2 separate regions of the Homo sapiens genome follow, and region 1 is linked to region 2. Evidence: chromatin loops called from intact Hi-C (ENCODE). Cell type or tissue: psoas muscle. All regions are shown on one strand. Each heading gives the region's core, and the rest is flanking DNA. Links, peaks and the distances in the headings are about the cores only.

Evidence for each region. A loop is a pair of places that touch in the nucleus more often than their neighbours do. Peaks named below come from ENCODE experiments on the same cell type or tissue, not always from the same donor. Only the 100,000 strongest peaks of a DNase experiment are listed, where the experiment ranks them.
Region 1: it touches region 2 in a loop (2.1-fold over the local background); 4 of 110 quality-filtered maps call a loop at or near these places.

What each region holds. Positions count from the first base shown.
Region 1 is chr7:5,672,078-5,688,012 of GRCh38, forward strand. The region is part of intron 13 of RNF216 (ring finger protein 216); the gene reads right to left. RNF216-IT1 (RNF216 intronic transcript 1) reads right to left here and starts at 8,384. Exons shown (of 3, transcript NR_046834.1): 1 at 8,277-8,384. RefSeq lists enhancers at 8,186-8,285, 8,386-8,445, 10,399-10,448, 10,579-10,628 and a silencer at 13,551-13,630. In psoas muscle, for the core only: a CTCF peak has its summit at 6,132 (motif pointing left); DNase peaks (open chromatin) are centred at 6,084 and 8,244; H3K27ac peaks cover 436 bases.
Region 2 is chr7:5,377,544-5,393,478 of GRCh38, forward strand. TNRC18 (trinucleotide repeat containing 18) reads right to left here. Exons shown (of 30, transcript NM_001080495.3): 4 at 12,942-13,085; 5 at 10,129-11,793; 6 at 379-481; 7 at 1-33. Among named protein-coding and RNA genes, the nearest start is that of TNRC18-AS1, 34 kb to the right of the region's middle. RefSeq lists enhancers at 4,282-4,846, 4,847-5,410. In psoas muscle, for the core only: no CTCF peak of the experiment used is centred there; no DNase peak of the experiment used is centred there.

The DNA of each region.
Region 1 (15,935 bases), core at 3,470-11,469, 290 kb after region 2:
CAGTGGATCAGAGAAGTTCCCGCCCCTTTGTGCACACGCTGTGCCCTCTGATCTTCTTCATACATGTTGGAGACGTTAAGTCCTGATTCTGGGAGACAGATGGAAAGCAGGCTGTAGAGACTGGGACTAAGTCCCAGAAAACCAAGAATGCCACCGATTTATTTTCCATCCAGAAGAGCACATGGCTTCCTGGAAGCAGCTGCCCCTAAATACATGTTTACTTTGGGGGAATGATAATCTTGTAGTTATATCAGTTACTTTGGTCTTTACTAATGTTTATATAAAAGGATCCCACTCTGCAAAAACGCCAAGTTGGAGAGTTATGTTTGTTAAATTTAATAACAAGAAGTGAAGCAACCAGACTTTAGAATGAAACTACACACACATGATGTAGTGCTTGTAGCATCAAGACAATTCGGAGTTTAACCCACTGATGAATTTCAACAGGAGATGGACTTTGAATTGATGTTCTGAGAATAAAAAGAGGTTTCCAGAATTCATAAAACACATGTTGAATTACATTTTTATCCACTTACATACATTCTCTTGCTGGTACCCGACGATAAAGACTCATCGCATAAATACTTATGTGATCACATAAGCACACTGGTGCTGGTATGGAGCATGAGTCTGGAACAGAGAAGGCCAGTGAGGAGGCTGCTGTGGTCTTCCTGGTGAGCAGCGCAAGGTAGAGGATGGATATGAGGGAGGACTCAAGATAGGATGCTGTAGAGCACTGGGAGGCGAGGAGCTGGGGCTTTCTAGGACACAGGGACACAGGCAGCACACTCCCAGGATAATGCTGAGGAGCCCTACTGGATTCTATCGTTTGACCAAGGGGGATGTCTTGAAATTGGAAAATGTACAAAAAAAGTACTGAGATGTCCTGGCTACAGCTCAGGATCTGCGGTTTATAGATGTATTGTGTCTTAACAAGAGACACGGGGCAGGGGCAGGGTGTATCCATCTCTCCATCGACTCAGGGTGGTGGGGGCCTATGTGCACGGTGTGGGCATTCCCACCACTCTCTGGACCTCCGGAGACCAATGTGTCCTCTACAACACCAAATGCCCCACCTGCGGGCAGTACCGCACTGGTCACCAGCACCACCCCAAGCGGGGGAAGTCAGTGGTTATTGAGATTCTTCTATGAAGCCACAAGGTGTACAGCATGGCCTCTCCCCGCCCACCTATCTACCCTGCCTGCTTACGGTAATTAGCGTGGCCCTGTCAGTGGAGCTGCTGTTCAAGAACAGGCTCGACAGAATGGAGTGGGCTGGAGATAGCTCTGTGGGAGAAAGCATCTACAAGAACAGGCAGGCAGGTGGGGGACTGGCCTGGTTTGCGAGAAGAGAAGAAGGGGCCAGACTAACAAGAGTGACAAAGGCTCTAGAAGCCACTGCAGGTTCCAACTGGGGGTGATGTGAAGAACAGCAAAGCTGACCTGTCACGTGGGGCAGTATGCAGGGAAGAGAGCAAGTTGCAGGATCAAGTGCAGGAGGCCAAGACCACAGCCCAGAATGAGGGTCTGCAAGGAATTTCTCCATTTGGCTAGATCTGGAGAATAAAACACCCCATATCATCACAGCAAATAAAAATATTAAGCCTGAGCAACACAGCATGACCTTGTCTCTACAAAAAAATTAAAAAATTAGCTGGGTGCAGTGGTGCGCACCTGTAATTCCAGCATTTTGGGAGGCTGAGGCAGGAGGATCACCTGAACCCAGGAGTTTGAGACCAGCCTAGGAAAGATAGAGAGACCTCCATCTCTCTCTTTCTCTCATTTTTTTTTTTTTTTTTTTGAGACAGAGTCTTGCTCTATCGCCCAGGCTGGTGTGCACTGGCATGATCTCTGCTCACTGCAACATCTGCCTCTTGGGCTCAAGTAATTCTCCTGCCTCAGCCTCTGAGTGGCTGAGATTACAGGTGTGCACCACCATGCCTGGATAATTTTCAATTTTTTTTTTTTTTACGACGGAGTCTTGCCTTGTCGCCCAGGCTGGAGTGCAATGGCGTTATCTCGGCTCACTGCAACCTCCGCCTCCTGGGTTCAAACGATTCTCCTGCCTCAGCCTCCTGAATAGCTGGGATTATAGGCACCCACCACCACGCCCAGCTAATTTTTGTATTTTTAGTAGAGACGGGGTTTCACCATGTTGGTCAGGCTGGTCTCACACTCCTGACCTCATGATCCACCCACCTCTGCCTCCCAAAGTGTTGGGATTACAAGCGTAAGCCACTGTGCCTAATTTTCAAATTTTTAGTACAGATGGGATTTCACCACATTGGCCATGCTAGTCTCAAACTCCTGACCTCATGATCCGCCTGCCTCAGCCTCCCAAAGTGCTAGGATTACAGGAGTGAGCCACTGCACCCAGCCCTACATCTCTTAAAAAAAAAAAAAGGCCAGGTGTGGTGGCACACACCTGTAGTCCCAGCTAATCGGGAGGCCAAGGTGGGAGGATCACTTAAGCCCAGGAGGTCGAGGCTGCAGTGACCTATGATCGCACCACTGCACTCCAGCCTGGGCAACAGAGACTCTGTTTCAAAACTAAACAAAACAAAACAAATGAAAAAAGTCAGCTGGGAATTCCTGGGGAGACTAGTCCAAAAAGAGGTGACACTCACTCATTTATAGTTGTGCAAAGCGGGGGGTCTTTAAAGCAAATGTGGCTCTAGGAGGCCGAGGTTGGCAGATCACCTGAGATCAGGAGTTCAAGACCAGCCTGACCAACATGGCAAAACCCCATCTCTACTAAAAAATACAAAAATTAGCTGGGCATAGTGGCACGCACCTGTAATCCCAGCTACTCGGGAGGCTGAGGCAAGAGAATTGCTTGAACCAGGGAGGTGGAGGTTGCAGTGAGCTGAGATCGCGCCACTGCACTCCAGCCTGGGCGACAGAGAGAGACTCTGTCTCAAAAAACAAACAAACAAACAATATATATATATAAAGCAAATGTCGGTACAGAATGGCAACTGCTGAAAAGCCAGCTTCATATGTAACTAAAGCAGAGCTCCCACAATTTAAAAGGTGAATTTTTTATTTTAAATAATGGCAGGGAACAATGTAGTGATTCTGGAACGCTCAAATAAGGTACCAACTACTAACAGTCTGTTGTATGCTAGTTACTATGCTGGGCACTTCACAGACATCACCTCATTCAATTCTTATCCCTCTGCACACACGCTAGGTTCTGCACAGACAAGAATTAGAAGCCCCAGAGGGGACAGGCTTTCCTGGGCCATATCCCAGGGGACAGGGGAGGTGTGACTTTGGCATGGTGTAGTGGCTCATGCCTGTAAATCCCAGCACTTTGGAACACTGAGGCAGGAAGATCACTTGAGGCCAGGAGTTTGAGACAAGCCTGGACAACAAAGCAAGACACCCTCTACGAAAAATAAATTTAAAAAAATTAGCTGAGTGTAGTGGTGCCCACTTACAGTCCCAGCTACTCAGGAGGCTGAGGCAGGGGGATTGCTTGAGCCCAGGAGGTCGGGCTGCAGTGAGCTAGGATCACATCACTGCGCTCCAGCCTGGGTGACAGAGCAAGACCCTCTCAAAACAAACAAACAAACAAACAAACGAACAAAGGAGCAAGGTCATGAAGCCTATAGCGCTAACTCTATTCAAATTCTTTTTTTTTTTTGAGGTGGAGTTTCGCTCTTGTTGCCCAGGCTGTAACGCAATGGTGCGATCTCAGCTCACTGAAACCTCCGCCTCCTGGGTTCAAGAGATTCTCCTGCCTCAGCCTCCTGAGTAGCTGGGATTACAGGCATGCACCACCATGCCTGGCTAATTTTGTATTTTTAGTAGAGACGGGGTTTCTCTATGTTGGTCAGGCTGGTCTTGAACTCCTGACCTCAGATGATCCGCCCACCTCAGCCTTCCAAAGTGCTGGGATTACAGGCGTGAGCTACTGCGCCTGGCCCTCTTCTTTTTTCTTTTTTTTTTTGAGACAGAGTCTTGCTCTGTTGCCCAGGCTAGAGTGCAACGCGATCTCGGCTCACTGTAACCTTCGTCTCCCAGGTTCAAGTGATTCTCGTCTCAGCCTTCCAAGTAGCTGGGACTACAGGCATATGCCACCAGGCCCGGCTAATTTTTTTGTATTTTTAGGAGAGATAGGGTTTTGCCATGTTGGTCAGGCTGATCTTGAACTCCTGGTCTCAAGTGATCGGCCCGCCTTGGCCTCCCAAAGTGGGAGGCATTGACCACCGCGGCCAGCCTCAAGTTCTTTCCATGCCAAAGAAATTTCTTTCTCTCCAGCTATATACCTTATAATTTTATGCAAACTTTTAACACAAAACAAAGCTGCCCTTAAAAGTGCTGACGGCAGTTGCAAAAAGTATGATTCTGAACCAAGTCAAGCCCCATCTGTGAGAACTGTCGCTGGGGAACCCCACCGAGCTGCACCTGCATTGAGTACTCAGGCCAAGCCAGTGGCCTCTGCTTCCTCACAGTCTCCCGTCCGTCCTGTCTGCCTGGCTGTGTGACCAACACAGCTCTCATGGGGCTCCTGGCACACAAAAGATACCTGGACATTAGAGGGGCACCACAGGGGAATACACACACAATTGGGAGGAGCAGCTTCCGGCTGAAAAGTCTGGGCCCCCTATGCCCCTATTCTTAAGGAATAATGGCATTTCCGGCCTAACAACTGGGAGAGAAAGAAAACTCCTAAACATACAGTGCAACCTGAGCCACGACACAGAAAAGCCACTGGACTCAGGTTCCAAGCACTTCCTCTCTGGTCATTGTCCCAGGCTAGATTCAAGGCTGGCCCTGGGTCTATGACCAGGTGTGCATCCAGCTGGGGCACTTCAAAATGGGACCAGTGAACACTGGACATAACCTCATCCAAGGCCCATTATTTCCCATAGGGAAGGGTTATTGTTCCTTAAAAGCCAAACCAAACCAAAACCCACCAACCACATGAAACGAACCTCGTAAGAGAACTAACTAGTGGCCTGACCTAAGAGAAATACCACTACAGACCACATACATCTCCCTTGTTTTTAGGGCACTCTGACGTATGGTTTACATAGTGTGGAAAACAGAAGTGATTTCATTTTCTAATGGCATTAATTCTAATTTGTCCAGGTGTTAATTTTAGAGCAAACACATGTGATTTAGAGACTGCTCAGCACGTGCTTCTGCAACATCAGCCAAGGAGTCGCTATCTGCTGTTGTCTTTTGCTTCTGGATGTTACATGCTCTACTGTATGGGTGGTCTGGGCAATGCCATCTGCGTTCACTAAAGGTGGGCACTAGGTAAATTATCTCCATTGTAAGACTGGACTACTAATCACAGAACCATATTCTTTTGGTTTTCTTGCCATTTTCTCAGGCTTTCCTCTATAAAAGGAAAACAAAAAGGAAAACTAGAAGAAAAAATGAAATAAAAGATCCAAGCCATATCGAAAGGCCACTTATATGGCTTCTGGTAAATTATAATAATGGCAAACCCTTACAAAGGGACCATCCTAAGCACTTTGGGCTTAACCATTTGTCTGTCTTTTATATTTGTGTTAGCATCCTCAGATTGGAAAGAACTGACTAAGAACAGGTCTGGAATTACCATTCAATCGCTATGAGAGTAGGTGAATCCCCTTCCAGTCCTGGCCTGACCTCATTCTCCACTTCCTGTGCAGAGTCCTGGGAGTGTTGCTCAGGAAATCCTAGGAATCAGAGTCTGCCCAAGGGGAAGGGTTGTCTATGCAGAGACCATTAGAGTAACTAAATCAGAATCCAGTAGAATCAGGGGAAGGAGGATACTGGAATGTAAGGGAGCTAGAAAAACAGCTCTTTGCTCTCTTCCAGGTTCCTGGTTTACATACACAGCCCCAGCCCTGTTATTACACACCCACACTCTTAACTGGAGCAGTAAGACCACAGTGATCTTTCCAGGGGGTAACCAGATTTTGCGACTGTTCTTGGTATTCTACCTTCTCCTACACACCTGTCTTCGTCTTGGTGGTACTGAGGTTTCCTCCCAGTTCAGAGATGTGCACTCCAATGCCTGACGCCCCACTGTGGAGCCAAAGGGCCCCGGCTACATAAATTTGCCAATACTCAGGCATGTGCCCAAATCTAGGTTTACTTCTGAGGCTCTGGGGCCCTCTGCTGACCGCCTGCTGTAACTTTTAGCTCCTCACCAGACCAATAAGAAAACCAGTCTGAAAAATCTTCCCATTTTACTGCCATCTACAAGACTTTCAATTATGTTCTCTGAGCTTCTGCAATGTCAATATATTACCTGCGTTTCATAAACAGGATCAGAAGAATGTTAAGGCTGACAGGCCCTGGGCAGGGAACTAACCATCGCCAAGGACTGACCTACGTTACCACCTCCCCAAGCGCAGAGAAAAATGAGATTCAGAGATTCATGCCACCTGGCGTCCCCACATGACCTGGTGGTCAGGAAAATGGCTCTGGGCCCGCCTGAGTAGTCCACCATGGCTACTTACTAAAGTGACCTCAGGTGAGTGACCTCACCTCTCCCAGCTTCAGCTTCCCTATCTATAAAAGGAGTGCTTATAAGGAGGCCGGCACTCGTAGTGACAAATATCAACTGCTGCTCTGCCATGGCTCCAGTCACAACTGTGCCTCCTGGGCCTGCTACCCTCCAAGCACGCTTCCAGGAAACCCTGCACTGTGAGAGCTACAGCAGTGGGACAAGCTGCAGAGGCTGCTCCTCACACAGAAGGTGACGGAGCAGATTTCTCGACTCCACTTCATCAGGGAAGACATGAGAGCTGGACTGGATAAATTAAGAGGCAAAGGTCTGCAGACAAGCTGAGGAGGCCGAGCTCCTAGAGAGGAAGTGGGGAGCATGGCTGGTTTATCAGTTGCTCTCCAATAACCCTGATCACACAGGGACTAGAAATGGCCTCAATAGAGCAAAGAGGAAATTTATGGGAGCCACAAGTGTAGAATATTTTAAAAGTTATTGAGTAAAGTTGTAAAATTTAAGAGTACAGAGATTAGATACAGTGGAATGAATAACAGCAGCAGCTACCATTTATTGAGTGCTTATGGATGAAACATCTTAGTTATCAAGTCATTTAATCCTCCTAACAGACTTTTCAGGAGGATCCTGTCACCCTCGGGTAGGGGTGGTGGTGGTGCGGTGGCGGGGGGGCGGTGCACACAGCTAACAAGTGGTGGGACAGGCATCTGAACATGGCCATGCTGCTCCAGCCAGCCCCTGCTAAAGGCACTGGACTAAGGGCCTGTTTGTCACCATCTAGTGACATATTTTGGGCAAATCCTTCAGCCCTAGAATGGTGCAGAACAGGGCAAGCTGTGGTCCGGCCAGCCTCACAAGGGGCTGGGTTGTGAGGATGCAGGCGCTGAGCGCACTGGTGCACACACACCGTAACAAGTGTAACGAGGCTGTTGGTGAGTCTGGGGGAATGCGGTGAAGCCTCTCAGCAGTAGGAGTGCTGACCAGAGTCCCTTGAGGGTCCTCCCTGCCTCACATTTCTGGAAGCCTAAGTGATCACCAGATGTGCAATTATTTGATAAGGCTTAGCTCCAGGCGCTATGACAACAGACACAAAATCAAAACCACTGAAATCGAGAGAATAGCCCTGTCATGGAATCTCCCATGGAATGTGCTACTGCAAGGAACAATTAAACAAAAAAAGAAAGGCAGGCACCACTGAGAGAAGAGCGTATCTGTGTGAGTGCCTGCATTTCTAACAACTGGCCCTGTGGGAATGAGCATCTTTAGACCCTCAGCAGGAGAGACTATCATGCTCCTCCAGGTCCCTCACCCGCCTTTCTGCTAAGCGGCCAGAGTCCCTGGGCAGGTGAGCCAGGCGGCTCCACAGTCGGCTTTAAGAAACACAATAGGGACCCTGTATGCACAGCGAGTCCCTTAGGGTCCTGGGAGTCTCTTGCTGGGATCATTACATCCTCAGTCCTCTGCTACCAGAATAATCATGTGACAAGCTAAATCTGATCATTTCACTACCCTGTTTAATGACCATGGATAGACTTCCTGCTGCAATCAGGAAGAAGTCCACGTTCTTCACACAAGGGACATCTCCCCCACGAGCTGGCCCTGAAGCTTCCAGCCTCCTCAGAGCTCGCCCTGGAAACACACGCTCCCCTCTACTTTAACACTCTGTGTCCTCTTCCGGAAGTCTCTTCATGCTCTAATGCAGCCTTCAAGGTCCAACAGGGAAGTGGTTCCTTTGTCCCCCGCCCTGCCCCCAGCTAGCTCTGTCATCATAGAATGCGATCCACTCCCCCAAGCCCAAGTCTCCTACCCGAGTCCTCCACGTGGTGGGCTTGTCAGCTCACTGGTTACTCAACACTTCTTTTTTTGTTGTTGTTGAGACGGAGTCTTGCCCTGTCGCCAGCCTGGAGAGCAGTGGTGCGATCTCGGCTCACTGCAATCTCTACCTCCCGGGTTCAAGCGATTCCCCTGCTTCAGCCTCCTGAGTAGCTGGGACTACAGGCGCGCACCACCATGCTCAGCTAATTTTTTTTGTATTTTACTAGAGACGGGGTTTCACCATGTTGGCCAGGATGGTCTCGATCTCCTGACCTTGTGATCTGCCCGACTCGGCCTCCCAAAGTGCTGGGATTACAGGTGTGAGCCACCGCGCCCAGCACTCAACACTTCTACTTGGATATCTAAAAGGCACCCCAGACAAAAGATGTCTGAAGCACCACTTCTGGCCCCTGGGCTCCCCTGTATCCCTGAAGGACACAGCCACCCACTGGCTGCTCATGCAACAAAACCCAATTCCTCCTTTCTCTTTACCCCCACTCATTCCAGCTTGTCCTTTCTGTTCCGCCTCCAAAATGCACCTCACATCTAACCCACTCCTATCTGGGTCCAAAACCCAGCCTAGATCCCCTCTGGCTGGGCCATGGCGGAGAGCCTGGACTTCAGGCCATCCCACCCCTCACTCCCTCTCATGCTGCTGCCTCCAGCCATACCCCGCAGATACCCCAGACCCTTCCCACACTGGGGTCTCAGCTCCTGTGTTCTTACCTCAACAGCTTGTCCCTGGCTCTTTGAACGCCTAGCCTCTTGCTTATAATTTGGACAAGTCCTGAATCGTTTGTGGTTCTTCAGAGACACTGAAGAGCCACCTGGGCCTTTAGCAGCACCCTAAATGTTTCTCATACTATGCCTAATGTAGGAACCTCCCTACCTCAGGAAATCCAAGCAATTACCTAGGGCCAGAATCTGAATTATCATCTGGTTTCATCTCCCATCATTTACCTGTTTTAGGAAAAAATACAAACTTTATTCTGAAAGAGAAAAGTCATCCTTGGCCCCAAACACGTCACATTTTATAGCTACACAGAAACAACTGTGGATTACCAAGTCCCCAGCAGCTTCTAAGCTTCTGGGAGGAAATCTGTAGCCCTGACCCAGTGTGCCTCCCTCTCTAGTTTATTCCAAGGGGTGTTCTCAAGCCTCTAGGGCTAGGCAGGACCTGTAGCACCAAGGACAGTGTCTTCCTCCTCCTTGATTAACCCTACCCACTGACCACACTGACAACCTTTCAATGTTGTTCTTGCTTAGGAAGTGTCAAGGACGAGTCCCATTCCTCAACTGGGGATAGTTTTCTGTCTGGTATGTTGGCCCAAGCCTCACTGGTTGCAACTTACCAGACCACACTGCGAAACCACACTGCTCAGCTTCAACACTCCGGCTTACTGACTGGCCATGGCATCTCATCAACAGCCATCCCTCAATCCTGACTACATAAACGGGAAACACCCAGAAAAGGAGGATAGGAGGTGAAAAGGCCAAATTCAAAAGCAAGTTCAACATGAAGACGGGATCTGTGTAGCCCCTAAGGGTGGTAACCCCCAGTGGTTTTCTAAAGAATGCTACAAAGATGACCATCTCCCTGTGCCACAGCAACCTTAGACAATGGGTCACAGCCCACTGGCACTCTGGCTCTGTGTGTGCCACTTCTGTGGCCGGCTGCTGCCTCTTCTCAGGGTGGGGATGATGGAGAAATGCTTGCAGACCTGTCCACTCAGCAGACACAGGCACCTGAGGCCATGCGGGCCCACGCTGCTAGGAAAAACCGTTGGCTTTCTTTCCCCTTTTCTAAATTGCAAAGTTGGCAGATTCTGTACCTACGTGCCAGCCCACACTGACTTTTTCTCAAATCTAGACTCCAAAAATCCCTATCTTGTTCTGAAATCCTTTGGAATCACCTCAGAGGCTACTTGACCAGGTTACCCTCACACCCGTCCCTCTAAAAGGGCAGCCATGGAGCACATGTTACTACTTAGCTTGGAGCAGCCAATCTCTGGCCTAAAGGAGAGATGACAGTTTTACTTTCATTTTTTTTCTTTTTTTTTTTTTTTGAGACAGTCTCACTCTGTTGCCCAGGCTGCAGTGCAGTGGCGCGGTCTTGTCTTACTGCAACCCCTGCTTCCTGGGTTCAAGCGATTCTCCTGCCTCAGCCACCCGAGTAGCTGGGACTACAGGTGCCCACCACCATGCCGGGCTATTTTTGTATTTTTAGTAGAGACAGGGTTTCAACATTTTGGCCAGGCTGATCTTGAACTCCTGACCTCAAATGATCCACCCACCTCAGCCTCCCAAAGGGCTGGGATATCGGCGTGAGCCTCTGCGCTCGGCTGACATTTTTACTTTTAAATAAGTAGCATGTAATAGAGTTAGAATAATCATGTGCAACACTTTTGGAAAGAAATTTGAAACTGTGCTCCAAGAGTCTTAAGCAAATGGATTCTCTTGGAATCAAGAGTCCTACTCTAGGGATCTATTCTAAGGAATAATTCTAAAAAAGAAAAAGCTTTACATATAAAGCTTTGCATTGCGTTAATGTAGCATCAAAACCAGAAAAAAATTCTACATTTCCAACTCAGGAGCAAGCATAGGTAAACCAACATAAATCTGTGTGATGGAATGACAACCTCCCATGACGGGGTCACAAACTCCTTAAGAATGCAGAAAGTGCTATGTCATGCTAAGTTAAAAAACAAAAAACAAAACCGCAGGGCACAACACTGTATGTATGCAATGATTATAATTATATGGTAAAAACAAACAAACAAACAAAAAACAGACACCAGACCACAAGCTAGAAATGCAGCATCACATGGTAGAAGGAATGAAGACAGGGCCAGTGGAATCTATGTAGCCCTTAGCAGCTCCTGGCCTCTTTGTTTATTCATTAAAAAAAAAGGGGAAACAAAAGACCTTGCTGGATTTTGTTTTATTTTTAAAGAGACAGGGTCTCTTGTCACCCAGGCTGGAGTGCAGTGGTACAATCCACAAGTTGGAGGCTCACTGCAGCTTCCAACTCTATTTTCCTGCAACAGTGCCCAGAGGTGTCTATATCTAAGTGGTGCTGCCAGACTGCTCACCACATCCTGAGGTGGGTCCCGTATCACCCCCATCCTCCATGTGGAGAGACCAAGGCCACAGGCACATAGCATCATGACTTAACCACCTCATCAGAACTCTCTGAACAGGTAAGATGTTCTCCAAGTTTTGTGATGGGAGAGAGGTGCCAGTTGCAATCCTGGCTCTACCCCTTTGAGTGCACACTTAACCTGGAGCCTCAGTGTCCTCATCAAGGAGAATGAGGACAATGTCAGCACCTTCCTCTCAGGGTTACTGTGAGGATTAGGAATTACAACTGTTTTTAAAGTGCTCAGCACAGCAGTAGATAATCAATGAGCCATACAATTATCATCAGTGTCTATGGATAAAACCTGTTAAAAGTGCAAGATAAGCCCAGCAGAATTTACAGCCTAGTTGCTATGGCCATCATTACAGAAAAAAGATAAACACCACATGAATTCTCCAGCCTGCACAGAGAATAGGGACGGGCATCACTTGTGTCTGGTGAGAAGGCTGGCTACTGCTAAGTTAAGGGCAAGATCCAGTAGGGGTCTTGTGGCGGGATGTGTGAAGACCAAGGCAGCAGCAAGTTGATTTGGTCTGGCAGTATCAGGTACTGGTCTGTGATGGTGGGACCAGTGTTTCCACAAGCTGGGCCTTCTTTTTTTTTTTTTTTTTTTTTTTTTTGAGATGGAGTCTCGCTCTGTCACCCAGGCTGGAGTGCAGTGGCGTGATCTTGGCTCACTGCAAGCTCCACCTTCCAGGTTCACGCCATTCTCCCACCTCAGCCTCCGGAGTAGTTAGGACTACAGGCACCCGCCACCACGCCCAGCTAATTTTTGTTTTTGTATTTTTAGTAGAGACGGGGTTTCACTGTGTTAGCCAGGATGGTCTCGATCTCCTGACCTCGTGACCCACCTGCCTTGGCCTCCCAAAGTCCTGGGATTACAGGTGCGAGCCACTGCGCCTGGCCCACAAGCTGGGCCTTCTAAGCCGAGCCTCTGCATTAAAACAAATGCTGATCTTTAGGCTCCTCTTGGAGTTTGTCAGCCCTGGCCTATTCCAGGAAGCACCAGCTGCTGGCTTCTCCTGGGCCTGGCCCCATGCAGTTCGATGTTCCCTGGGGTTGCTGGAAATCAAGTCTGGCTGATGTCAGGGGCAGTAAAGCCCATCCCATGTAGCCACGTAGCTTTCCCAGTTCCACTCAGGCTGTGGTGGCTGTCCCTTGCTAGTGAGAAAAAGGAACTTGACTGATACCTGAACAACACCCTAGCAGCAATTCCAGTGGGTGTTCAAGCAATGTCTTCTTCAAGGCACCTCACATATAGTTAGGAAAAACAAAACTTTACCTTTACAGAGTTCTTTCCTCTAGTAAACCAAATGACATGCCTCACATTTTTAAGGTGATGAAAAGAGAGGTCAGTAAAATTTTCCCCAAGAAGGAAAGGGTGCTTGGGAGTCCTGCATGGGGGGCTGGGGGTGGGGTGGGGTGTTAGTCTGTAGCTTTGTCACCCCACAGGCTTCAGGATGTGCAGGGGGTATCAGATTTGAGCAGTCTTTACACAGCATAGGTGGAGGGGTGAAGAGAGTGCCCAGGATTCTTGCTGATGGTGAGCCACGCTCTGGATGAAGGCAGCGTCTTGCCTGCCCTCAAGCCGCCATCTTGGGTCCTGGTGGCTCACTCTTTATTCTGCCTCTCTACCTCACTGGAGGCTCATGGCCTCCAGTGATTGGGCTGCCCATGTACAATGTCCACCACGGATGGGTGGGCATGGAGGTAGCTCCCCTGGCTGTGGTAGCTGGAGACAGTGAGCACGAACAAAACCATCTCCTCCTTTTTGCTCCAGAGCCTCTTGATCTCCTCCATCTTCAGAATTCCATGAATAAAACGTGATTAATGTCAGGAGGCCCCTTTCTGGGTCCATGCTCTGTTGGCCTGTGTTCTCTCCTCCTCCCCACAGAAGCCCTGGGATGGAAGCCAGGGTGTAAGGGAGGATTGTTGGGAGGGCAGGGCTATAGAAATTGTTCTGTTACTTTCCAAGACACTAAGGGATGCACACTAAACATTACAACTTTGAAAACAGCAAGCTACACGGTGAACTACATCAAGGCAAATTCTATTACTTTTTCCTCTTTCCTCAGCAAACTGAAAAGACAAAGCGGTGAGCTAAAAGTGAGAGGGGAGGGGGCATAGTGGAAAAGGAAGTAAAACACCAGAAGCCAACCTGACATCAGTCCTGGTCTCACCTCCTCTGCTCTCAAACTCCCAGCCACATGGCAAGTCACCAGCACTGCAGATGCCCATCTCAGTAGCTAAATCAAATTCATCTTGGGAAAAGAGCTTTAAATATTCAAAGCCCCATTAATCCTCATGCCTTGTAATTAAATATGTATGTTAAGAAGGCTGGACAAAAGCAAAACATTTTCAGTATGTGAATTCTTTATATTTGGAGCACTATAATGCATTTCTATGTACTGACCTTGTAGAAAACGATGTAAAAAATTCCGGCCGGGCGCGGTGGCTCACACCTGTAATCCCAGCAGTTTGGGAGGCTGAGGCGGACGGATCATCTGAGGTGAGGAGTTCGAGACTAGCATGGCCAACATGGTGAAACCCTGTCTCTACTAAAAATGCAAAAATTAGCCAGGCGTGGTGATGCACGTCTGTAATCCCAGCTATTCGGGAGGCTGAGGCAGGAGAATCGCTTGAATCCAGAAGGCAGAGGTTGCAGTGAGCCGAGATCATGCTGCTGCACTCCAGCCTGGGTTGACAGAGTATGACTCTGTTATTAAAAAAAAAAAAAAAAAAAAAAAATGGAGCGTGCTTCTCCAAACTCTCAAGAACACCACTGCTGCCACGTGGTTTCTGTGGGGGCTTCTGACACCTCTGTCAAAGAGCCCTTACCTGTTGCGGCCTCATTTGCTTCTCACAACCACCCTGAAGGGGGCTGGGACAGAAAACAGGATCCCCATTTCTCTGATGAGGAAAGTCAGAGTAAATGATGTGCGGACAGTCACACAGTGGTGGCTTAAGAGTCTGAATGTTATCTGTTCTCTGGTTAAGTGCTGCTTAACCATCAGTGCCTTTAGGAAAGCTGAGGCAGGGAAGCCAAATCTGTACAATGCACGCCAGTGTTCCTAAACTGATGTTCTAAATTGTGAGGCTCACTTAGAACTGCACTTGTCAACTATTTCTTTAAATACATGTGAGCTGGGTTTGGAAGATTTGTCAAACAAGCTTTCAAAGGTAGCGCTATTTGCGGCAATGACATATTACCTACAGAAGATCTTAAAACAGCGGTCCCCAACATTTTTGGTCCTAGGAACCAGTTTCGTGGAAGACTATTTTTCCACGGACAGGGCGTGGAGAGATGGCTTCAGGCATTAGACTCTCATAAGGAGTGTGCAACTCAGATCCCTTGCATGAGCAGTTCACAACAGGGTTCACGCTCCTGAGACTCTAATGCTGCTGCTGATCTGACAGGAGGCAGAGCTCAGGTCGTAATGCTCACTCACTGGCCCAGTGCTCACCTCCTGTGTGGCCTGGGGATGGGGACTGGGGATCCCTATCTTAAAAGATAAAAGCAGAGCCCTGATTATTCTAATTGGATTCATCACCACAGTCAAGTGAATGTTATAGAAACACCAGGTTCAAAATCAAAATCTAGAAATTAAAGGAAGACCAGGTACGGTGGCTCATGCCTGTAATCCCAGCACTCTGGGAGGTTGAGGTGGGCAGATCACCTGAGGTCAGGAGTTTGAGGCCAGCCTGGCCAACATGGTGAAACCCCATCTCTACTAAAAATACAAAAATAAACTGGGCATGGTGGCGGGCGCCTGTAATCTCAGCTACTTGGGAGGCTGAGGAGGGAGAATCACTTGAACCTGGGAGGCGGAGGTTGCAGTGAGCTGAGACTGCGTCACTGCTCCATCCTGGGCAACAAGAGTGAAACTCCACCTCAAAAAAAAAAAAAAAAAAAAGAAAAAGAAAAGAAAAGAAAGAAAAGAAATTAAGGGGACATGATGTGGGATTTTCAGAAACCAAAGAGTCCACTCACATCTACTTTTGGACAAAGATACTGTAGAAAGACTCTCATATTGGCACTTGTGGACCTAAATGACATCTTAAGTTTCTTCTAGTTCTAAAAGGCTGTGACAAGCCTCTCTGCCTGCCCCTTGTGAAATCCTGAGATTAACAGATCTCATTACAGAGGAGGAAACCAACACAGAGAAATTAAGTGCCCCCAAATGACCAGGAAATCAAGAATGACAGAAATGCCAGTGTCTTACTTTCCAAGCATCTAAGGAAGGAGAAGATAAGTGAATCCACTAGCATTTCCAAGGACCTAAGTTTAAAGGTGCTAAGAGTTTTGCAAACATCCCCTCCTTTAATCTTCAGACAACCCAGTGGGTGAGGCAGAGATCATGATCTCACCATTTTACAGATGAGGAAACCAAGTCACAAAGAGATACAAGGAAGATTATGTAGGTCGTGTCCAGAATCCCGGACTGTCATGCCACAGTTAACATCTTGCCATATTCTTTTTTCTGTTTTCCAGGAGGGAAAAACAGCCGTTTT
Region 2 (15,935 bases), core at 3,517-11,516:
AGGCGGGCCAGGTCAGCCAGCTCCTTACTCTCTCTGGAAGGAGGATCATAGGTGTCAGCGACAGCTCGGACAGCCCAGGGGACGAGAGGGAGAAGCGGGGTTGCCCCAAGGAACTGTTTGCCACCAGGCCATGAGTCAGGACAACCACTGCTCGGAACTGAAGGGCCTCCCGGGGCCTTCCACACTCACTGTAGGGGCAGTGGGGCCACCTGGCCTGGGCAGGGCTGGCCCGATGCTGAGGACCAGAGTGACTCCCGCTCTCAGTACCATAGCATCCATGGTCGAGGGGCCAAGCCCACCTGGGGTCATCCAGCTGCCCCTCACCCCCAGGGGCTCCTAGATACCCCCTAGACCCTCAGGATCCCCCGACACCCTCACCTGAGCAGCTTCTCCTGATCCCGGTCCAGCCGTGCCCCGAGCAGCCGTTCCTCCCGGTGTCTGGCCCGGTCGTCCACACAGTCCTCATCTGCTCGGCCGTGCCCTGCAGGGGGCCAGGTGGAAGTGAGCCCCCAGCCAGCACCGAGCCCATCCCAGACCCATTGGCCCCACTGCCCTCACCCCTCCCTGGGCCCCCCAGAGCCCCGACGGTCCTGCACAGCCATCCGTGTAGTGCCTTCACCCCAACATCTTTCCTTATGACGCATCAAGCTCCCCCAAACCCCAACTGGGGTTCCTCAGGGCCAGAAATCATCCATCCGCTCTGTCATCCCCCATCCAAAAGGCCTGTCTATGTCCCCTAGACAGACAACCGTGGCGATAATTAGGCCAACAGCCAGGGATATTGTAAGAAAATGTCATAAAACTTGTCACATAACAATGAAACGTGAGGCCGGGTGCACTTACTAATGCTATTTTTATTTTATTTTATTTTTATTTATTTATTTTTTTTTTTTGAGATGGAGTCTCGCTCTGTCGCCCAGGCTGGAGTGCAGTGGCACGATCTCGGCTCACTGCAAGCTCCACCTCCCAGGTTCCCGCCATTCTCCTGCCTCAGCCTCCCAAGTAGCTGGGACTACAGGTGCCCACCACCACGCCCCGCTAGTTTTTTGTATTTTTAGTAGAGACGGGGCTTCACCGTGTTAGCCAGGATGGTCTCGATCTCCTGACCTCGTGATCCACCCACCTCAGCCTCCCAGAGTGCTGGGATTACAGGCGTGAGTCACCGAGCCCCGCCACTAATGCTATTTTAATGACGGGAAGGCAGATTCTGAGCTGGGGATTTGGTGAGGACAGGGCAGAGTCCAAATGGAGAAAAAAAACACAACCCAAAAACTAGCCGGACCTGGGCCACATGAAGCCAGACTGTGGTCCCAACCACGCAGGCCTGTGTGTCCCAAGACAGTTTAAATACACATGGCTAGCCAGGCGAGGTGGCTCACACCTGTAATCCCAGCACTTTGGGAGGCCGGGTGGGGGGGGCGGGGCGGATCACCTGAGGTCAGGAGTTCGAGACCAGCCTGGCCAACATGGCAAAACACCGTCTCTACTAAAAAAAATACAAAAATCAGCCAGGCGTGGTGGTGCGCACCTGTGATCCCAGCTACTCAGGAGGCTGAGGCAGGAGAATCATTTGAACTCAGGAGGCAGAGGTTGCAGTGAGCCGAGATTGCACCACTGCACTCCAGCCTGGACAACAGACAGAATAAGACTCCGTCAAAAAAAAAAACAAAAAAACAAAAAACACACACACACAAAAATTAGGCGGGCATGGTGGCATGCACCGGTAGTCCCAGGTACTCGTGAGGCTGAGGTGGGAGGATCTCTTGCGCCGGGGAGGTCGAGGCTGCAGTGACTCCCTATTATGATTGCACTATTGCACTCCAGCCTGGGTGACAGAGCGAGACCCAGACTCTAAAGAAAAAAAAAAAAAATCAAGATAGAAAAGTAAACCCAAAGAACATTATCCACTTGGGTGGAGGGGGTGGCCTTGGCCCCCTGAGTGGGAGATGCTACCGGGCTCACCCATCCCTGTCCCTCCCTATAGCCAGCCCCTGAGTCCCAGGCCTGGCACATGGATGGTCACCAGAGGAGAGGGGACAGGGAGCGGCGGAGTGGCAGGAGCCCCGTCTGGCCCTCCTGGTACCTCCTTGTCCCTGCCACCCTGCCCTGGCCCCTCTTTGAGTGTTCAACACCATGAGCCAGAGATGGGACACACCGGACAGGTGAAGGCCCGGGAATGGGAGGAAGCTGAGCCCCACGGCAGAGGCTACCAGGTGTGCAGCTCGAAAACCTGCCCGTCGGCTCCCAGGTGCCATTCGCACAGGCGGAGGCACGGCTGATACTCCCCTTGGGGCCGGCCTTCCCAGGGCTTCCGGGAAGAGGGGTGGGCTGGGAGCTAGGTCCTCCTACGCAGCGCTACTGTGGGCAGACCCCGGCCATCAGCCACCCCCAAGGGCCCAGTCCAGCACCGCCAGCTGCAATGTCAGGGGATCAGCCGCCAGCACAGAGAAACTATCCTTCTGCTGGAGACAAGGTCCCCACCCAGCTGTCCTAACTGGGGTCTACAGCGGCCCCACAGCCATGACCCTAATGGGTGAGGAAACTTGGAATCAAGCTTCTCCTCTCATCTCTCCCTTCCCACACCCCCAAATACCAGGAGCTCCTAATAAGCAGCACCCCAGGCCCGACAGAATGGCTCACGCCTGTAATCCCAGCACTCTGGGAGGCCGAGGTGGGAGGATCACTGGAGCCCAGGAGTTTGAGACCAATCTGGGCAACACAGTGAGTCCCCATCTCTACAAAAACATAAAAAATTAGCCAGGCATGGTGTCATGCCCCTGTGGTCCCAGCTACTTAGGAGGCTGAGGCAGGAGGATGGCTTGAGCCCAGGAGGTGGAGACTGCAGTGAGCTGTGATTACACCACCATACTCCAGCCTAGGCCACAGAGCATCTCCCTTTCCCTGCAGGAAGGTGGGAACCCACCAGTCCCAGAAGCAGAAGAGAGGAACCCAGAGAGGGGCACAGCCATGCCGGCCCAGACGCCTGCAGGACCGAGTGTACGGAGGGACAGCCGGGCAGCCCGGCACGGGGAGAAGCGTGTTGACGAGGGCGCCTGGACACGGGCCTCCAGGGCTACCTGGACCTCCAACATCAACGTAGCTCCTGTATCAAAGCAGAAGCTGAGCCCACCATGCACCCCTCAGTCAGGACTGCAAGGGGCCCTGCCTGTGGACCTCACGGGGAAACTGAGGCCCAGAAGGGCAGTGACAGGTCTCAGGCAGGACTGGGGCAACGGAGGGCCACTCCAGAGTCCCACAGCTGTGCTGAGAAATCGAGTCATGAGATCAAGCTTCCTTCTCCCAGGGGAGACAGCCGTCCCAGCTTACAGAATCCCAGAGGCTCAGCCACCTGAGGGGGCCACCCTCACGCCCCCTGGGTCCTCCTGGAGTCTGGGACAAGCTTTGAGCACAGGGCTCTCCCCGTGCCCCCAGAAGAGGCAGGCACTTAGAGTGCAGCCTGGGCTGCCCCAAGCCCTCTGTCCCCCCGACTGTCCCGGCTGTCACTGTGAATGGTCTCAGGGGCTTCCCATCCCAAGCGCCACCTGCCACAGAAGCCAGTCTGCTGGCCAGCCCCATATCAGAGCACCTGCCACCCTCAGGGCCTCAAGGGCCACAGCCCCAGGTTGCTCCCTGCAAATGTGGTTGGCCTCTGAAGAGAGATAGTGAGCCCTCTGTCCCCCACCCCTGCGCTTGGCCGGGCCCCTCCTCTACCCTCCTCACTCTGTGGCCCTCCATCCGCTCTAATCCTGGTCCTATCTGTCACCCCACAGGCCCAAGTGGGGACCTGGCCGGCCTCTCGAGGATGCCCCACCCTCTCTGCACATGTCACACTTGTCCCCTTCCCCACCTCTGGGCCACACACACACCATTCCCACCACCTGGACCTCCACCATCAGAGCTCAGCTTCAAGTGCCACTTCCTCCAGGAAGCCCTCCCTGACCACCTCTGCTCCATCACGTTCTCTTGACTATACACAGCTATTCTGCTTATTGATCATTCACTGTCTGTGTCCTCGAGGCTGCAGTGAGCCATGACTGCACCACTGAACTCCAACCTGGGCAACGGAGTGAGACCCTGTTTCCAAAAAAAAAGAAAAAGAAAGGAAAGAAGGAAAGACTGAAAGAAAGAAAAGTAAACTCAGGTCGGGTGCAGTGACTCACGCCTGTAATCCCAGCACTTTGGGAGGCCAAGGTGGGCAGACCACCCAAGGTCAGGAGTTCAAGACCAGCCTGGCTAACATGGTGAAACCTCGGCTCTACTAAAAATACAAAAATTAGCTGGGCACGGTGGCAGGTGCCTGTAATCCCAGCAACTCAGGAAGCTGAGGCAGGAGAATCACTTGAACCCGGGAGGCGGAGGTTGCAGTGAGCCAAGATCACAGCACTGCACTCCAGCCTGGGCGACAGAGTGAGACTCCATCTCATAAATAAATTAATTAATTAAATAATAAAAATAAAAAATAAAATAAAGTGGATAAATAAACAAAGGCTGTCCCTGTGCCCAGCAGGGCCCCAGGCCACTTTGCAAACATGAACTCATTCAATCACCATCAACCCAGGAGGCAGATCCCAGCCCTCATCCCTATCTTCCAGATGAGGAAACTGAGGCACAGGGAGATAAAGAAACATGCCCAAGTCACAAGACTAACATGGAGGCGTCATGGCTGTGATCAGCGTCCAAGTCGGCCCTGCTGACCACCAACATACACGGCCCCACACAGGGAGTGCCACAGGGCCCTCTCCAGCCACGTCACTGCCGCCCCCTCTCTGCAGGCCGCCCAGAGGCCCAGCCCCAGCCCAGGGCCCATGGTGGGGTGAGGGTGTCCTGCAGCAAAAGCCCCCGAGTCTGCAGCGCTAACGACTCCACTCACAGGTCACACGCCCCACATCGCAGCCATTAGGAACCCAAGGCTCACGCAGAGGCCCCGTTCCCATGGCAACCCCTTCCTGGCCTCTCTCTGAGCAGTTCCAGATAGGGTTGCTCTCCAGGGGTCCGGGGAAGCGGATCGGGGGGGAGTGACTGGATAGAGGCCCCAGCAGGCTTGTCACCAACACCATGGCGTACACCCGGCTCTGCACCCCCAGCCGCCCCCTGTGAAGCTGGAGGTGGGGACATCCCCACAGCCCCTCCCTCCCAGACCTGGCCCCACCCTAGAGGTGATGGGCCAGTGAAGAGGTAGGAAAGACAAAACTCAGCTCAGGGCTCCCCGCTCAGCCTTGCCTCATCCCTGCAGGCCTGTCTCCCCATCTGAATGGGGAGAGTAACAGCCCCTCCTCTGCACAGGTCCACGCCCTCACAGGAGACCTCATGGAGCTGTCTGTTCATACGGGCTGCTGGCTCAACGGCAACGATTGCTTTCTATTTTTGGGGTGGGGGCAGGATCTTACTCTGCCACCCAGGTTGGGGCTCAGTGGTGCGATCTCACTGCAGCCTCGACCTGCTGGGGTCAGGTGATCCTTCCCTGCTTCAGCCTCCCAGTAGCTGGGACTATAGATGCCACACCACTATGCTCGGATGATTTATTTTTATTTTTATTTTTGTAGAGTCGGGGTTTCACTATGTTGCCTAGGCTAGTCTCCCAACTCCTGAGCTCAAGCGATCTGCCCACCTTGGCCTCCCAAAGAGCTGGGATTACAGGCATGAGCCGCCGCATCTGGCAAGGATGCCCCTTATCGTTCTTAGCTTCTTGGGCATGGGGGCTCTGACTGCGTGGGGCTCACAAATGTAGGTAATGCCTGTCCTTCATCCATCTCAAGGTCCAAGGCCCCCTGAGGCCAGACCTAGATCCTATGTGAGAACAGGAAGACCCAGGGCTCCCCTGCACAGGCAGGTGCATTCTAAGACCCTAATGCCTGAATATGAGCAGATGAGAGAGAGGCGTTTATAACGCACCCACTATGTGCCCGTCAGCCCACCCAGCATCAAGCAGATGAGCCGCCCCCAGAGGCCAGAGGGCTCGAGGCTCTTGTTCAAGGTTACGTAGCTACAAAGGGCAGAGCTTGGACTTAAACCCATTGACAAAGGCAGAGGGCTCGCTCCAAAAAGCAAGAGACTGGGGCGAGAACCCAGGAGACCAGTGTGACAACCCGACTGTCCTCAGCTGGGGGAACTGCCCAGACACAGGCGTCCCAGGGCGTCTCTCTCCTCCCTCCTTTCAAAGTGGCTCAGCACTCAGGCTGGACTGCCCAGAGAGAAATGACCACTTCTTATGGGATTTTTTTTTTTAAGGAGAGAAAGAATCCAGCCCCCTACTTTTTTGTTCTTTTAGAGACCGGGTCTCACTCTGTTGCCCAGACTGGAGCGCAGTGGTGCAATCATAGTTCAATGCAGCCTTGACCTCCTGGGCTCAAACTATCCTCCCACTTTAGCCTCCTAAGTAGCTGGGACTACAGGCACACCAGCATACCCGGGTGATTTTTTTTTTTTTTTTTTTTTTTTTGAGATAGAGTTTCGCTCTGTTGCCCAGGCTGGAGTGCAATGGCACGATCTCAGCTCACTGCAACCTCCTCCTCCTAGGTTCAAGCCATTCTCCTGCCTCAGCCTCTCAAGTAGCTGGGATTACAGGTATGTGCCACCACACTTGGCTAATATTGTATTTTTAGTTAGTAGAGACGGGGTTTTACCACATTAACCAGTCTGATCTCAAACTCCTGACCTCGGGTGATCCACCCGCCTCGGTCTCCCAAAGTGCTGGGATTACAGGCGTGAGCCACCACGCCCAACCTATTTTTATTTTTTGTAGAGACAAGGTCTTGCTAGGTCGCCCAGGCTGGCCTCAACCTCCTAAGCTCAAGTGATCCTCCTACGTTGGCCTTCCGAAGTGCTGGGATTACAGGCCTGAGCCACCATACCCAGCCCCCAACCAGTCACCTACTTTTCAAACATCAGCACCAACAGAGAAGAGCAGCTTCAGATAAATCCCCAAACATCTCATCCCAAACCTCTGGCACACCCTCCCTCCCTCCCTCACATTCGCATGTCCCCCTCCCCCACACAAACACACGCACAGCCTCTTGGGCACAGACAGGTACTCTGGGATCTCAGATGGACTCCAGTGACCGTGAGCCCCCAACAAAGGTGCCACCCCATGTGACGGGAGGATCCTTCCAGAGAAAGGCTCAAAGAGATCTCCTGCCTCCCAGGGGGGCCCACAGCCCCAAACCTCTGAGCAGGAGACCTTTTTCCATCACCAAGCTGGCCACCTCCAATCCAAGCGCTGTTGGCCCCTCCCTCCTTCTGTCCCAGAATAAGGCAGGTTCTCATGCAAAGCCCCAGGGTCAGAGTGTAGCGGGGCTTCCCTGGCTCCAGGAGCTCCACACAGAGCAGTGTGTTCATTCAGTCAGTCAACAAACACTCACTGAGCATCGCTCACCATGAGCCAGCCCTGCTGGATGAAGAGAATTCCAAGACAAGCCTGACAGAGCCCCACCTCCCAACTCAAAATCCAAAGACTTCAGGGCCGTCCCCGGAAGGCAGGAGCATCTGGAGCTCGGCCAGAGACAGGCCCGGTCCAAGGTGGCTCCACCGGGAGGTGAAGGCACAGAGGATGGGGAGACATGGCTGTGCAGGAAGTGGGAAGGGCACTGCAGGCGGGAGGTCCAGCACCAGATACCCAGGACCGGCTGGGGCAGGCATCAGGGTGGTGGGAAAGTGACACAGCTGGCTGGGCGCGGTGGCTCACGCCTGTAATCCCAGGACTTCAGGAGGCCAAGGTGGGCAGATCACTTGAGGTCAGGAGATCGAGACCATCCTGGCTAACAAGGTGAAACCCCGTCTCTACTAAAAATACAAAAAATTAGCCGGGCGCGGTGGCGGGCGCCTGTAGTCCCAGCTACTGGGGAGGCTGAGGCAGGAGAATGGCGTGAACCCGGGAAGCGGAGCTTGCAGTGAGCCGAGATTGCGCCACTGCAGTCCGCAGTCCGGCCTGGGCGACAGAGCGAGACTCCGTCTCAAAAAAAAAAAAAAAAAAAAAAAGAAAAAAAAATACAAAATTAGCCGGGCATGGTGGCGGGTGCCTGTGACCCCAGCTCCTCAGGAGGCTGAGGCCGGAGAATCACTTGAACCCAGGAGGCGGAGGTTGCAGTGAGCCAAGATCATACCACTGCACTCCAGCGTGGTGACAGAGCGAGACTCCATCCAAAAAAAAAAAGCCAAGCATGGTGGCTCACACCTATAATCCCAGAGCTTTGGGAGGCTGAGGCAGGTGGATCAACTGCGGCCAGGAGTTTGAGACCAGCCTGGCCAACACAGTGAAACCTTGTCTCTACTAAAGAAAAACAAATACAAAAAAATAGCTGGGCATGGTGGCGTGCACCTATAATCCCAGCTACTCAGAAGACTGAGGCATGAGAATCACTTGAACCCAGGAGGCGGAGGTTGCAGTGAGCCAAGATCATGCCATTGCACTCCAGCCTGGGCAACAGAGCAAAAGTCTGTCTCAAAAAAAAAAAAAAAAAAAAAAAAACAGATGCGGTGGCTCATGCCTGTAATCCCAGCACTTTGGGAGGCCGAGGCGGGTGGATCACTTGAGGTCAGGAGTTTGAGACGAGCCTGGCCAATATGGTGAAACCCTGTCTCTACTAAAAGATACAAAAGTTAGCCAGGCGTGATGGCACGCACCTGTAGTCCCAGCTACTCGGGAGGCTGAGGCAGGAGAATCGCTTGAACCCAGGAGGCAGAGGTTGCAGTGAGCAGAGACTGTGCCACTGCACTCCAGCCTGGGTGACAGAGCGAGACTCCATCTCAAAAAACAACAAAAAAAAAGTGACACAGGTAGGAGATTCAGTACTTTCGGAGGCCAAGGCAGGCGGATCATCTGAGGTCAGAAGTTTGAGACCAGCCTGGCCAACATGGCAAAACCCCATCTCTACTAAAAATACAAAAATTAGCCAGGCATGGTGATGCATACCTGTAATGCCAGCTACTGGGGAGACTGAGGCACAATCGCTTGAACCCAGGAGGCAGAGGTCGCAGTGAGCCAAGATGGCACCACTGTACTCCAGTCTGGGCAACAATGCAAGACTCTGTCTCCAAAAAAAAAAAAAGAAAAAGAAAAAATTAGTCGGGCGTGGTGGCGCATACCTGCGGTCCCAGCTACTTGGGAGGCTAAGGTTGGAGGATCGCTTGAGCCCAGGAGGTCAAGGCTACGGTAAGCTATGATCACACCACTGCACTCCACCCTGGGTAACAGAGCAAGACTCTATCTCTAAAACAAAATAATAATTTATAAACTAAAAATAAATAAAACAGGCTGGGGGCAGTGACTCACGCCTGTAATGCCCAGCACTTTGGAAGGCTGAGATGGGCGGATCACCTGAGGTCAGGAGTTCGAGACCAGCCTGACCAACTTGGAGAAACCCTGTCTCTACTAAAAACACAAAATTAGCCAAGCATGGTGGCACATGTCTGTAATCCCAGCTACTCTGGAGGCTGAGCCAGGAGAATCACTTGAACTTGGGAGGCGGAGGTTGCGGTGAGCTGAGATCGTGCCATTGGACTCCAGCCTGGGCAACAAGAGTGAAACTCCGTTTCAAAAATAAATAAATAAATAAAACAATTCTAAAGAATCCAAAATATAACAGATACTCATAAACCACTTACAGGCACGTAAACTCTCTACCTACCTAAAAAGTCACTCAAGTACTGAGTATCAAGACCGTGAGGATGTTGGAACCCCAGTTTCTGTCTGTTCCTCACTCATTCACTCATCCATCAAACACCTACTACGTGCCAGAGCCCAGGCTGGCTAGGTACCGGGGACACTGGAATCGGTAAGGCACAGTTAGGTCCCTCGATGACTTCAAATTGAAGGTTTGATATTTGTCTATTCCCAAGACCATCTGTTCTCAGGAAATGACTGAAAGTATCACGAAGGTGCGATGCACACAAAGACTGAAAGCAACGTTCCGAACACAAAACATCGGAGAAGGAACAAACGAAAATGCCCATCAAGGGAGTGGAAAACTGAACCATGGTACATGCTCGCAACAGAACATTCAAGACCATTTTAAAAAATGATACTTATAAAGACTTAGCAATAGCAAAGGGAAAGGGCCCACACTGTAATGTACGGGAAACGGCAGAGAGACCCAAGATCCTACCCGCACCTGGGCTCTGCCCAGGACCTACCTTTGACGTTACTCAGCGACAGAGAGCGCTCCTGGTCTACCAGCCCAGGCCCCAGCCGGCCACTGCCGCCACTGTCCTTCTGCCGGGCCACAGCCACTGCAATGCCCACAGGCGGGTGTCGCACTTCTGCCTCACCCTGGGCACCAGAGCCCTCGCGCCCGAAAGCTTTGGCGCTCTCGGGCCTCTCGGGGTCCCGCTTCAGCTGCCGGCCGCCGCCCGCTGCAGGGCCTCCGGAGTGTGGGAGACGGGCCTGGGCTCGGGAGGCACCCGCAGAGGTGGGCGCAGGCTCGGGTTTCATGGTGCCCAAACCTCCAAAGGGGCTCTTCTTGCCACAGCCACCAGGGCGCACGGCCACGGCGTCCCGGGCAAAGCTGCCACTGTACTTTATAAGGCTCTGCATGGCCGAGGCCTCTCCAGACCCGTGGGCCGCAGAGTGCATGTCAGCGACCGGCCGGCCGCAGGTGGCCGCCGAGCGGGGCAGCACAGCCCCAGGGTCCAGGTAGGCCTTCTTGGAGGAGGAGGCAGCGACCACGGCGGCCTCCTCTTCGGCGCGGCTGTGGTGGTGCTGCGCGGCCAGCACGGCCATCTGCGTGGCGGCGAAGTTGCCCAGCTCGAAGGGTTTCCATTTATGCTCAGGGCCGGTGGGCGGGGGGCGCCCGGGCTCCAGGCCGAAGAGCTTGGCGGCCTGTTGGGCTGCAGGACCGGCTGGGCCGCGGGGCGCACGCTCGCAGGGCCTCGGGTCCGCCTCGGGCTTGAGCAGCTCCTTGGCAGGCACGTAGGCGCGGGGGTCCGGGGAGGCGCGTGTGGCCCGCACCGTGGGGGCATCCGCGGGGGGCGGCCGCTTGAGCGAGCGGATGACCGAGTTCTTCTCGCGCAGGCCCTCGGGCCGGTCCAGAGGCCGCGGGGAGCCGGGGGGCGCCTGCAGGACCCCTGGCCTGCCAGCCTCGCGCTCGCGGGCCCGGGCATCGCGCGCCTGGGATGCGATCTGGATGGGCCCCGGGCGCTCGTCGAAGGCCTCCACGGAAGGCACGAAGGTGGGCGCCACCACGCGGTGCTCACGGCCCTGCTCGCGGAAGACGGTGTAGACGCCGGCGGGGGTGGCCGCGGGGGGTGCAGGAGGCCCCTTGGGGGGCGCGGGCGGCGGGGGCAGCGGTGAGGGGCAGGGGCGCGGCCCAGGGAGCAGGGTCTCCGTGCGCCGCAGCAGCCGCGCGCCCTCGTCCTGCCGGGCAGCCTCCTTGGCACCCCCGCGCCCCGCTTCGGCCACCAGCGCGGGCAGCCCCACGTCCCCGGCGCCGCCGTTGCACATGGTCAGTACCGACGGCTGCAGCGCCGCATTCTTGGTCTTGGACTCAGCCAGGAAGGGCGACAGGCGCTCAGCCAGGCGCGGGGGCCCCCGGTCCTGGCGGCCCTCGGCGCGCGCCTCCTGGGTCAGGTCCACCACGCCCCGTGGCCCCGAGGCCTCCTCGCCCCGGGCGCGCGGGTCCTTCTTGCCGAAAAGCGGAGGCGGCTCCCCGCCGCGGCCCGCCCGCTCCTTGGCTGGACCGTCCCGCGACGACGAGCCTTTGGCCGGGGCGCCCGAGGAGTGGCCGCCGCCAGGGGTCCGGGCCGAGGGCGCGTGAGAGTGCAGGGAGCCCGGAGCCCCCGCGGTGGGCAGGTAGAAACCGTCTGCGGAGAAGGGAACAGCAGGCAGTGAGCGAGCGCCACCTCCCCTCCCACCCCTGCCTGGGCGGAGGCGGACCCCTGAGAGGGGGATGGACCAACCCATGCCTCCCCCAGTGTTTTGGTTTTGGTTTTTTTTTTCAGAAAGAGTCTCGCTCTCCTCACCCAGGCTGGAGTACAGTGGCGCAACCTTGGCTCACTGCAACCTCCACCTCCTGGGTTCAAGCGATTCTCCTGCCTCAGCCTCTCCGGTAGCTGGGATTACAGGCGCACCCCACCACGCACGGCTAATTATTGTATTTTTAATACAGGTGGGGTTTCACCATGTTCGTCAGGCTGGTCTTGAACTCTTGACCTCAGGTGATCCACCCGTCTCGGCCACCCAAAGTGCTGGGATTACAGGCTTGAGCCGCACTCGACCCAGTGTTTTTTCTTGGAAATTAAACGGTTTCGGTGCAGGGAGCCCCGAGGTTTCACACCAAGGCAAGGCACCCCCCAGGGCAAGAAGAAATGGGCGTCCCAGCCCTAGAGAGCGCAGGCTCTGGAAATACCTACAACCAAGTTTAAATCTACCCTTCCCAAGCCTCAGTTTCCTCATCTGTAAAAGGAGAGACCAGGGTTTGTTTTCAAAGTTGCCCGGAAGGCCTAGCAGGGCCCCTAAGAGGACAGTGTGACCAGAAGGCACCCAGGGCTGTGGGTGGGCCCAAGGAGCCTGTGGGGGGTCTTAGGGACTCAGGTCTCAAAAAAGCATCTTAGGCCACAATGGCTCACATCTGTAATCCCAGCACTTTGGAAAGCCGAGGTAGGAGGATTGCTTGAGGCCAGGAGTTTGAAACCATCCTGGGCAACACAGCAAGACTCCACCTCTACAGAAAAGTTAAAAAGTCAGCTGGCTGTGGTGGGGTGTGTCTGCAGTCCCAGCTACTTGGGGGGCTGAGTCAGGTGCATCATTTGGGAGTTTGAGGCTGCAGTGACCTATGATCGCACCACTGCACTCCAGCCTGGGCAACATAGTGAGACCCTGTCTCAAAAAAAAAAAAAAAAAAAAAGCCAGCATCCTGGACAGAGCTGGGGGCTACCTGGATGCTGCCAAAGGCCCCAGAAGCCTCTCAGAAGGCCCCTGTGCCACCCCCAACCCCGGACTCCAGTCTTACCTCCTCCTGGCCCCTGACCTTTCTGGGTATCGAAAATGCTGGGCTGACCCAGCTGGCTGAGGAGGGGGCTCCCACTGCTGGGGGGCTCCAGGTGGTTCAGGTGGAGGTAGGATGGGTACAGCCCACTGGGCAGGTGGGAGAAGCCTGTAACAGAAAAGAGAAAAGCTGGGCTGGGCCAATTCGTGCTGCTCACCAGGAGCTTCCTTCCAGCTCCTGGAAATAAACTATTTTGGCAGCCGACCGCTGGTACAGGGCGCCTTGAGGTTTAACAGCAGCTCCTCAGGGCAATGCATTCTCCTGCTCCCCAACCCTGGGTCTCTCTCCAGGCCCAGGCAGCCCTCACGGGGGACTGGGGTCTCCAGTCCCCCCCAGAAAGAGGATCAGAATGGATCCAACTAGCGGGGCCCGATAACAGCCTACCAAACATGACCAAGAGCTTTGCCACTGTCATCCTCATTTAAACCTCAAAAACAACCTATAAGGAAGAGACTTAATGTCCTCACTTTAAAGACGAGAAAACTCAGAGCAGGCCACTTGCCCAAGACGATACAGCAGAGCTGCCTGGCTTTGGATCGAGACCATCGAACCCTGCAGCCAGGACTCTTAACCTCAGCCTAACACAGGCCCTTTCTCTGCTGTGTGACCCCAAGCTGGTCACCTGCCTTCTCTGAACCTCAGCGGACCCAGCATCTTCAGCTGCTGGGTCTCCCAGGCAGGAGCTGCCAGGAAGGAATTCCTCCCACCAAGGATCCTCCCCGCCTCCCCAAAGGCCACCCCCTCACCAGCAATGCCCAGCACCAGCATCAGGACGTGCTGACTTCAACTATTCAGATTTTTTTTTTTTTGAGACAGAGTCTTACTCTGTGGCCCAGGCTGGAGTGCAGTGGCAGGATCTCGGTTCACTGCAACCTCCACCTCCTTAGTTCAAGAGATCCTCCTGCCACAGCCTCCTGAGGAGCTGGGATTACAGGCGCCTGCTACCACACCCGGCTAATTTTGTATTTTTAGTAGAGATGGGGTTTCACCATGCTGATCAGGCTGGTCTCGAACTCCCGGCTTCAAGTGATCCACCCACCTCAGCCTCCCAAAGTGCTGGGATTACAGGTGTGAGCCACCACATCCGGCTCAGAATTTTTTAAAAATAAAAATAAACAGAATTGGGACCTTGCAGGACAAAGAAAGAAGGGGTAGCCATGGAGAGAGGAGAAGTCACCTAAGAGAGCACACAGAGGCCAGGCATGGTGGCTCACACCTTTAATCCCAGCACTCTGGGAGGCCGATGGGGGAGGATTGCTTGAGCCCAGGAGTTTGAGACCAGCCTGGGAAACATAGTGTGACCCCATCTCTATTTAAAAAAAAAAAAAAAAAATTTAAATAGTTTTTTTTTTTTAAAGGGCACACAGAATGACAGCCCTAAGAGGCAGGCAGGTGCTAGGGTGCTGGGTAAGGGTCCTGATTCTCTGCCTAAGCCCAGAGTCCTATGGGATCCCAGGCCAATTAGAGATCTCTCAGGGACTCAGGTACCCCATACCCAGCTGCCCCTGCTAAGGCCAGGGATGCAGGACCTGTCCCTGGTCCACTGGGCCGATGTCTTCTCTCCAGCACCGCCTTGTCAATAATCATGCCATTGACAACACCCACAAACAAAAGGGCTACCCGATACCTGTTCTCTCATCCAATCATTCAAACAGCACTCCCAGCCGGAGCAGTGGCTCATGCCTGTAATCCCAGCATTTTGGGAGGCCGAGTTGGGTGGATCACGAGGTCAGGAGTTCGAGACCAGCCTGATCAACATGGGGAAACCCCATCTCTACTAAAAATACAAAAAATTAGACGGGTGTGGTAGCAGGCGCCTGTAGTCCCAGCTCCTCAGGAGGCTGTGGCAGGAGGATCTCTTGAACTCAGGAGGCAGAGGTTGCAGTGAACCGAGATCAGCCTGACCAACATGGTAAAGCCCTGTCTGTACTAAAAATACAAAAATTAGCCAGGCGTGGTGGCGCACGCCTGTAATCCCAGCTACTCAGGAGGCTGAGGCAGGAGAATTGCTTGAACCCGGGAGGTAGAGGTTGCAGTGAGCCAAGATTGTGCCACTATATACTCTAGCCTGGGCGACAGAGCAAGACTCCATTTCAAAAAATAAATAAATAAGTAAAATACAACCAACAATAAAAAAACAGCTCTCCCACACAGGCATCAGGTCTCTGCTCTCCCGTCTGTAAAATGGACCTAATGGGCTTAATAGGCCGGGCACAGTGGCTCATGCCTGTAATCCCAGCACTTTGGGAGGTCAAGGTGGGACGATCGCTTGAGCCTAGCAGTTCAAGACCAGCCTGGGACACATGGTGAAACCCCAACTCCACCAAAAACGAATACAGTAGTTAACCGGGCGTGATGGTGTGCACCTGTAGTCGCAGCTACTCAGGAGGCTGAGGTGGGAGAATGGCTTGAGCCTGGGAGGCGGAGGTTGCAGTGAGCTGAGATTGCACCACTGCACTCCAGTCTGGGCGACAGAGCAAGACCCTGTCTCAAAAAAAAGGGCCTAACAGTCCCTCCCCCGGGCAGGGCTGGCTCTGAGGCTGAAGTGAGCTGAGTGTGCACTGGGCTGTGGTAAGCACCCTGTGTGTTTGTGGTCATCACTAGGATTTGTTGGCCAAAGAGAAAAGTCTCAGGGACAGAGAGGTAGTGAGCTGGTGGCAGACAGTCCCGAGAGGCAGGCTCTCCTCATCCAGACCCTCTGGCATCTGCCTTGGCTGGTTAAAGTGGGAGGCTCAGGTGCGACCCCAGCCTAGAAGGCCCACTCTGTGCAGGCTGGGCACCCTCGTGCCTGGATTCAGATGCCTTCCCCAGAGTGTCCAGGAAGAGCAGACTCGCTGACCTCATCTGTACAATGGGCAAAGTACTGTAAGGACTGGATGGGGTCCTGTGACTAGAGACGCCTCTGGCTGAACCTGTCTCCTCCTGGGCTGAACACAGCAGCCGCAGGATTCGGGATGA